2 separate regions of the Homo sapiens genome follow, and region 1 is linked to region 2. Evidence: chromatin contacts called from ENCODE Hi-C or POLR2A ChIA-PET data. All regions are on one chromosome and are shown on one strand. The core of a region is the stretch at or near the end of the contact, and the rest is flanking DNA. Distances in the headings are between cores, read along the strand shown. Region 1 holds the start of LINC00111 (long intergenic non-protein coding RNA 111). Region 2 holds the start of TMPRSS2 (transmembrane serine protease 2).

Region 1 (4,254 bases), core at 179-2,678, 170 kb before region 2:
CGAAACAGCTTTTGTCTCTGGGCAGTTGCAGAGCAGGTTTGTTTGTTTGTTTGTTTTGTTTTAGGCTTTTTGCCAAATACCAGAGGCCAGAACTATGGAGAGGCTGCTGAATCCAGGGCCAGGAGGGCTCCAAGGAGTTTGCAAACCTAGATCTCCGGGAGGCCCTGGTTAAAGGAGGCTAAATCCGTTGGGACAGACATGGGTGTTTCAGGTTGGGATCTCATGGCTGAGTGTGCAAGCTGCCAACACTTCCGTGTATGCTTTATTCCCGTGGTTTTTGTTTGTTTTGTTTTTTTTTTTCCAGATTTAAAGACTAATAGGAGATGAGCAATGGCAGCTTTGGGGACCTTTTGTCTTTGCTTTGGCATTTTGGCCATTGGCTGATTTTAAAAACAAAATAGAACTATCTGGTGGCCCCAAGCCCCAATGCATAAGCTCAAGGTGGAGTCCCCAGGGCTGTTTTTCCCGATGGAGAGTTTGGTGCCCATTCTGTGATCACAGGGGAAGCTGCTGGGCCGTTTTCACCTCCTCCTCCCACATACACAGGCATGCTTGCGGTAGACTCACAAGAAGTTACAGAACATCAGCTGCCCGCAAAAAGCATCTTTTGTGAAAGACAGGGAGCAAGGATATATTAAAAACAAGCAAGCAGCTGAGGTGGGTGGATCATGAGGTCAGGAGATCGAGACCATCCTGGCTAACACAGTGAAACCCCATCTCTACTAAAAATACAAAAAATTAGCTGGGCATAGTTGCACGTACCTGTAGTCCCAGCTACTTGGGAGGCTGAGGCAGGAGAATCGCTTGAACCCAGGAGGCAGAGGTTGCAGTAAGCCAAGATCACACCACTGCACTCCAGCCTGGGTGACAGAGTGAGACTCCATCTCAAAAAAACAAAAAAACAAGCAGGTGCAGGTGCTCATGCCTGTAGTCCCAGCTACTTGGGAGGCTGAGGTGGAGGGATCGCTTGAATCCAGGAGTTAGACCAGCCTGGGCAACATAGCAAGACCCTGTCTTAAAAAAAAAAAAAACCCGAAATTGAAAAACACAAAACAAGCAAATAGACCTGAAACACTCCAGCTACCCCTTCTGTAAGGAAAGCCAACAAGAGTTAGTCCCAACCTCATCCCACTCCCCAGACCCCTTCCCAAACCCCTTCCCAGACCCCACTGCCCACTTTCCGTGGGGGGGAAAGGGGAATCATTAGGGCATTCCTTACATCCCGGCTGTCTGGCAAACTTAAATGGGTTACACCTGGAGCCACTGGCCCCACTTAGTAACCCGAGGATACTCGTGGATGCAGGCTGCTTTCCTGACCCCGAATTCGGTGCCCACGAAACAGCCTCTCAATCTGAGGACAGGATTTTCACATTGTCCCTGTGCATCTGAGAAGAGCCCGCTTCCCCTTCAGGAGACGGAGTGTATGGACGGCCTCTGGCCTTAGACAGTTCTGCAGGCCAAGCCCTCTGGCCTCTGCCACTCATTAGCTGGGCCCGTTACATAACTTCCCTGGGCTCTGCCATCGGCCTTCCCACCAGCAGAAGCTGCAAGGCTCGGAAGGGCATGACGTCACTTGCAGGGCATTCTATTGGCCATCGTGAGTCACAGGCCCGCCCAGATTCCAGGGTGTGGAAGAGACTCCGCCTCTCCGTGAGAGTTGCTGTTAAGTCACATTGCAAGGGGGTGTGAACTCAGGGAGTGGAACAATTGTGGCCATTTTTTTGTTGTTGTTGCAAACAATCTACCACACAGGGACGGCTGCATTTAATCCTCACAGCAACCCCACTGGCCAGATAGAGAAACTGAAGCACAAAGAGGTGAAGATCCTCGGCCCCATCAGGAATTGCCAGGGCATAAACCCTGGTCTGCCTGCCTCCAGAGTCTGGGCTCTCGTTCCTACCCTCAGGGGCTGGCCTGTGTGCTGGGACCCCGAGGCACATGGCCCAGTTCTTGCCCCATTGCCCATCAGTGCTCAGCTCCCAGTTACCGCAGTCACCCTAAGGCACCTGGAAAACGGAGGGAAGCAGGAACAGGTTTGCTTCTGGTGCCTCCGCCTGCCCTGGAGAAGTCCAGTCCTTCCTCTTCCCTGCAGAGGAAGCTTACAGTTTTATCTGAGTCCTTTTCGCTGTGTGCTAAGCTTCAGGGTTACAGACAGGCTGCTCCCTTTGGTGGCCTTTGTTGGAATGCCATCAGTGTGTACCTTAGGTTCATAAATAATTCAGACTGGCAGCTACCCAGGAAGGAAGCAAACGCCCAGAGCTCACAGCCGAGACAGGTTACAACAAGAATGCGGTGAGCAATGCTGCCGATGGAGAAGCAGGGAGGCAGGAATTCAGGGAACACTTGCCAGCTCCCAGATTTCCAGGTGGGCTCGGGACCACGCTTGTCTTGCAGAAGCTGCGTGCCTGGCCCCCAGCATGCTCAGGGTGGACATGGGTGGCTAACCCAGCACCCTCCCCAACCTTCTTCTCCCCTGCCTGCTTCCATCCAGAGGATGGAGAGCTAAACACTCACCATCCCACAGTCCCCTGCAGACAGAGGTGACTCAGAGATGGCCTTGACAAAAGATCCAAGAACTGCTGACATCCTGGCTCTGACAACGTGAACCTCAGAAGCCCCCAGCAGAGACATGGCTCTAGTCTTCTTGTGATGGGAGAAGGACAGTCCCTACGTGTTTAAGTCACGGTGGATGAGTTTATTCTGTGACTTGCAGTCCAGTGCCTCCTGATAGTGACAGAAATCGCCAAAGTTCTGACTTGCTTTTTCCGGCCTGCTTTTATTCTGCTCACTCTAACAGAGCCAAGCATTTGGCCAGTGTTCCAGTCTCTCCTGTGGCCCTGAACACCACCTCAACGGTTTCCTGTTTACTTTACCTCTTAGGCTGCTAGAATTAACCACTTGCCATTATGCCCCTGCGTCTCCCTACGGCCCCTCCCTCATGGTCTTGCCACCACACCGAGCTAATTTCTTTTGTATTTTTTGTAGAGATGGGGTTTCGCCCTTTTGCCCAGGCTGGTATTCTTGGGCTCAAGCCATCCTCCTGCCTCGGCCTCCCAAAGTGTTGGGATTCTAGACGTGAGCCATGGTACCCGGCCAGCAAAGATTTCTTAGAGACAACATCAAAAGTATTCGATGTTTAAAAACAAAAACTAAAACCATAAATTGGACTTTGTCAAAGTGAAGAGGTTCTTCTGCTTTTGAAAGACATTGATAAATGAATGAAAAGACAAACCACAGGAGAAAATACTTGCAAATCACCCATCTGATAAATGACTTGTAGCCATATAGATAAAGATTGCTTGAAACTCAACAGTAAGAAAACAAAGAACCTAATTTTTTAAAAAAAGAAGAGAATAGGCCAGGCACAGTGGCTCACACCTGTAATCCCAGCACTTTGAGGGGCTGAGGTGGGTGGATCACCTGAGGTCAGGAGTTTGAGACCAGCATGACTAACATGATGAACCCCTATCTCTACTAAAAATACAAAAATTAGCCGGGCATGGTGGCAGGTGCCTGTAATCCCAGCTACTCAGGAGACTGAGGCAGGAGAATCACTTGAACCCAGGAGGCAGAGGTTGCAGTGAGACAAGATCGCGCCATTGCACTCCAGCCTGGGTGACAGAGTGAGACTCCGTCTCAAAAAATAAAAATAAAAAAAAGAGAAAAGAATAGATACTTCACCCACCATATAGAAATGGTAAATAGCACATGAAAAGAGATTCAGCAGCATCAGTCATTAAGGAAACACAAATTAAGACTACAGTGGCTATTACTACAAGCAGCTTAGAATAACTGCAAGAAGAGCTCCCACACCAAGTGTTGGCGAGGATGTGTAGAGACCAGAACTCTCACACCCTGTGGTTAGGAATGTAAAATGGTACAACCGCTTTAGAAAACAGTCCCAGCTACTCGGGAGGCTGAGGCAGGAGAATGGCGTGAACCCGGGAGGCGGAGCCTGCAGTGAGCCGAGATGGCGCCACTGCACTCCAGCCCAGGCGAGAGTGCCAGACTCTGTCTCAAAAAAAAAAGAAAAAAAAGAAAGAAAAAAGAAAACTGACGGTTTCTTGACAATTAAACACACAGCTACCACATGACCCCATTGTTCTGCTCCGAGGTATTTATCCAAGAGAAAAGTCTGTGCCCAAGTGAAGACTTTTGCATAAATAAGCAAAAGTCATAGCAGCTTTATTTGTAATAGCTACAAATAGAAAAAACCCAAATGTCCATCAATGGGTGAGATGGATAAAGGAACTG
Region 2 (4,094 bases), core at 417-2,916:
CTGGGATGGGACTGAATGGGGCTTTTTTCTGCTTCCACCTCATTTTAAAGCAAATCATGTTGATTTGTATATTATGCAGGGGAGGAGAAAACATGCTTCCCCTCTACCCTTCTAGTTCGTTCAGCTAGTCTACAAATTAAATTGGCATCAAATAGATGAACAGGAGAAAAGCTGTTTTAATGTATGTACTCACAGATGGGAATCCCACAAGAATATGAGACTTAAAGAACAGGCCAGGTGAGTGAGGGGTCCAGTGCGAGGGCTCACACCTGTAATCCCAGCACTTTGGGAGGCCAAGGCAGGTGGATCGCTTGAGCCCAGATTGGAGACCAGTCTGGGCAACATAGGGAGACCCCCATCTCTACAAAAAATTAAATTAGCTGGGCGTGGTGGCACACGCCTCTAGTCCCAGCTACTCGGGAGGCTGAGGTGGGAGGATTACTTGTGCCCTGGGAGGTTGAAGCTGCCATGAGCCATGATTGAGCCACTGCACTCCAACCTGGGCAACAGAGTGAGACCCCTTCTGGGGGAAAAAAAAACACACGAAAAAAAAAAGGTGCAGCAGCCCGATGATTGAGGCTTATCTGTCACTCTGAGTGACAGAAAGAAATGGGGGTTTGAGGCTTCTGGGGAGCGGTGGAGGAGTGAGGGGAGCGTGAGGAGAGGAGGTGTCTGGTGAACGCAGGTTGCCGTGTGAGGCAGATAAAAGTTTCCCAGGTGATAAAAGTTGTCCGGGAACAGCTCTCTTCCTGGTACAGATCTGCTGACTAACAAACATTTCCTTTATAGGTGCAAATTTCCTTTACAAAAGGGCATTTTCTCAGAGGTACTCTGGTGTCTGCAGTTCCTCAACATAACCAGTTCCAAATCATCAATGTGCCAAAGAGGACTATGTTGGGGTAGCAGATTCTGGTCTCCTCCAGTCCTACTTGGGGTGATGAATTCTGGTCTACGGTCCTATTAAATTCTGGTGAATTCTGAGCCCCCACAATTGCAAACATTAGAAAGAACCTCTCAAGTGCCCGGGAACAGCCACGTCTTCCTGGCTGAGGTGTGTCCCACCACTTCCTCACTCCCGCCCTGGCCGGTGGTGCCGAGAGACCTGGGACCATCCGGGGGAGCACTTTCCACCGGACGCTGGTGGGGGCCAAGAAATGCCAGCCTAGGCGGACTGGGGAGGGTCTTGGGCGTCCGGCGCTGTGTCCCCGCCACTCGTGCTTGGGCCAGCAGTCCCCAAGGCCTACCCTGGGTCCTTGCCCAGAGGCTACAGTGGGTTCCCCGGAGGCCAAGACGGGGCCGGCCGCCTACAGGAGCTCGTGAGGTAGCAGCTCCGGGGGCTCACCCAGGACTCCAGGAGCGCTCCCCAGAATCCCCTTCCTTAACCCAAACTCGAGCCCTCGGGCAGCGCTGCGCCGCGGACCGGAGAGGGGCAGGTTGGCCGCTGTGGCCGGGCCCGGGAAGCGCCCCAGAGTCCCTTATGGGTCCCTCCGCAGCCGGGGTTGAGCCAGGCAGGGAACCCGTCCCGGACTTCCCTTGGGAAACGCCTCCTCCCGCCGCCCCCGCCCCCGCCCGCCCAGGGTGACCCGCGACCCGCTTGGGGGTGTCGCCCTGGACCCTGGGACACCGCCTCCTGAGATTAAAGCGAGAGCCAGGGCGGGCCGGGCCGAGTAGGCGCGAGCTAAGCAGGAGGCGGAGGCGGAGGCGGAGGGCGAGGGGCGGGGAGCGCCGCCTGGAGCGCGGCAGGTGAGCGGCGCCGGTACCAGGGTCCCGGCTCGGGGTCCGGGCTGGGGAGGGGAACCTGGGCGCCTGGGACCCGCCGATGCCCCCTGCCCCGCCCGGAGGTGAAAGCGGGTGTGAGGAGCGCGGCGCGGCAGGTGAGTGCGCCCGAGGGTCGAGCGCTGGGGCCAGCCGGGCAGGGCGCCTCCCGGGGTGCTGGGAGAGTGCTGGGCGCCTGGGACCCCTTGCGCACGGCCGAGAGCCCTCGCCGCCCCTGTTGGCTTGGCATCGCGAGGTTGGGGCAGGTGGTCCTGCGAGTCCCTAGCCAGTTGGTGGAAGAGAGTCCCCCGGGGTCCCCAAAGCTGGCTCCTAGTCCGCCTGCCCTCCACGGCCCCCGCCTGGGAGCACCGGTGCGCCTTTTCTCTTTGGGGAGGAGGACTGGGAGTGCTGTCGGTTGGCTTCTTTGTTTGGGGGAAATCTCTGCAGTCCCGCAGTGTTACCTGAACTCCTTCTGCTTCTTGGTTCCCTACTGAGGTAGGGAGAAACTGGAAACTCGCTGAGATGCCGGGAACGATACGGCCGGCGCGGCGGGGACCGCTGGGCCAGGCTGCTGGAGGGCCCCCGGGCGAGGTGCGAACGGCCAGTCAGTCTCGGGGAGGGACTGCTCGCGACTCAGGCCCCGTTGCGGCGACCCGCTGGCGGCGATCAGGGCCGGGGCCTCCTGGACACCCGGCACCGGCAGGAACCCGCCCGGGAGGAGCCGGTCTGGCTCCTCCGCTTGCGCTCCGTGCCGGGTTGGGGGGAAGGCGGGGCACCTGGGCGCTTCGGTCCACCTCATCCTGTCCTGCCCGGCTCGGCACAGTGGCACCCTGAGTGGTCAAGTGCTCCAGTCTGGCAGTGGGCGCTCTGCTCGAGCACGGGTCCAGCTGAAAAACTGCCCCATGTCCAGAAAGTTTGTGCGCCGAGAGCCCTGAGCGCTTGTGGCAGAGGAGGGCCTTCGCCCGCTCCGCCGTAGAGCACAGCGCGGTGGCCCTGAATCCTGTTCAGAACGCCCTGGTGGCAGCCCTAATCACGAGGAATCCTGGTGGCTTGTTTGGGAAGGAAAGGATAGCACGGCGGCCCGAGGTGAGCCCTGTGGGCAGGGAGCACCCAGGGCTCGCCTTCGAGGCTGCGCAGCCCTTCCCTCCGTGCGAACCTGTGCAGTGGTCCCGCGGGAAAGATGAGCGCATCGCGCCCAAGGCAATGCCTGACCTCACGGAGCTCCCAGCCGCGAGAACCTCCCGAATCATGGAAAATTACAAAGGCTACGCAGCCCAGTTACAAGGCATTTGGAAAACCTAAAGTGAGACTAAGTTTGTTGACCTGTCCCAGGAGATCTGGGAAGGTACTCCAGGAAGTGGGGATGCAGCCAGCCTCCCCTGAAGGAAGGATGGGGGTTGGGAGTGTGGCAGGGAGAGTTTACCAGCGCAAAGGGCCTTGGGGACGCAAGTAGCTAAGTCAGTCCTGGCTCCTGAGCTGCTGCTGTGAAGGGAGGACCTGGTGGGCTAGGTAACCGGGAGCTCCCCCAGAAAGTCACTGGAGGTTGCTCAGGACTTCCCCACCTTTACTGAGTGCTTTTGAAGAAGTAGGACCTGCCCTGCTCCGCTACAGAACTACTGGACAGGTGAGGTTAGAATGAAACCTAGCAACACCCTCGGGTAAGGACACACTAGGCTGGAGAGTTCGGGGTGCAACCTACGGGCTGAGACCTCTGCCTGGAGATGGCCATCTACACCTCGGCCTCTGGTTATTTTTAATTATCAGCTGGTGAGCTGGCTGGGCTTTTGTTCTCTGCTTGGACATTTGTTTGGTCCCCAGCAGCTTCCCTTATTCCCACCAGCCAAGGACAACCTTCTAACAACAAGCTTGTGCTGTTGCTGGAGCCTCAGGCAGGGCCTCCCAGGTTGCTAGGTGCTGGCCTGCCTGGCACCGTTGGCCACTCTATCTTGAACTCAAGTCACCTTAATTGTAGGAGTATATTTGGCTGCACTGGCATTATAATAATAACCACAGACATTGATGTGGCACTTTTTTCAGCCAGGCATCATTGCAAACCCTTTATAATGTACTTAACTCAATTGTAAGGAAACTGGGGAAGAGAGGTTGGGAAGCTTGTCCAAGATCTTGTAACCTGTAAGGGGCAGAACTGGGGATAAACATGGCCTGTCTGGCTCCATAGGTCAGTGCTTCCAGTGTCGGGCTCTGAGTTGGAGACACAGGATGCTTAGAAGGGGCTTTAGTGACAATCGGCACAGTACGGATTCCTTTTGATCCTTCCCTGGGTTCTCCCTCCAGGATGTTGGAATGTTACCAGCAAGTGGAGGAAAGGAGGGAAGGAA

What was found. A loop is a pair of places that touch in the nucleus more often than their neighbours do. ChIA-PET counts read pairs that join two places held with the same protein, here RNA polymerase II (POLR2A). Pooled maps may share reads with other maps.
Region 1: a map of PC-3 shows a loop between it and region 2 (3-fold over the local background). The contact joins the promoter of LINC00111 here to the promoter of TMPRSS2 in region 2. A Hi-C loop is called at or near these places in 2 of 168 maps with a recorded cell type or tissue (PC-3 and breast epithelium) and 2 of 50 pooled maps. POLR2A ChIA-PET finds 5 or more read pairs at or near these places in 1 of 52 experiments (HCT116).

The regions. Positions count from the first base shown.
Region 1 is chr21:41,676,476-41,680,729 of GRCh38, reverse strand. LINC00111 (long intergenic non-protein coding RNA 111) reads right to left here and starts at 1,428. Exons shown (of 3, transcript NR_024367.1): 1 at 1,220-1,428. RefSeq lists an enhancer at 1,433-1,582.
Region 2 is chr21:41,505,730-41,509,823 of GRCh38, reverse strand. It overlaps TMPRSS2 (transmembrane serine protease 2), which reads left to right and starts at 1,666. Exons shown (of 14, transcript NM_005656.4): 1 at 1,666-1,743. RefSeq lists a cis regulatory region at 1,548-1,574, an enhancer at 689-1,696 and a promoter at 1,176-2,569.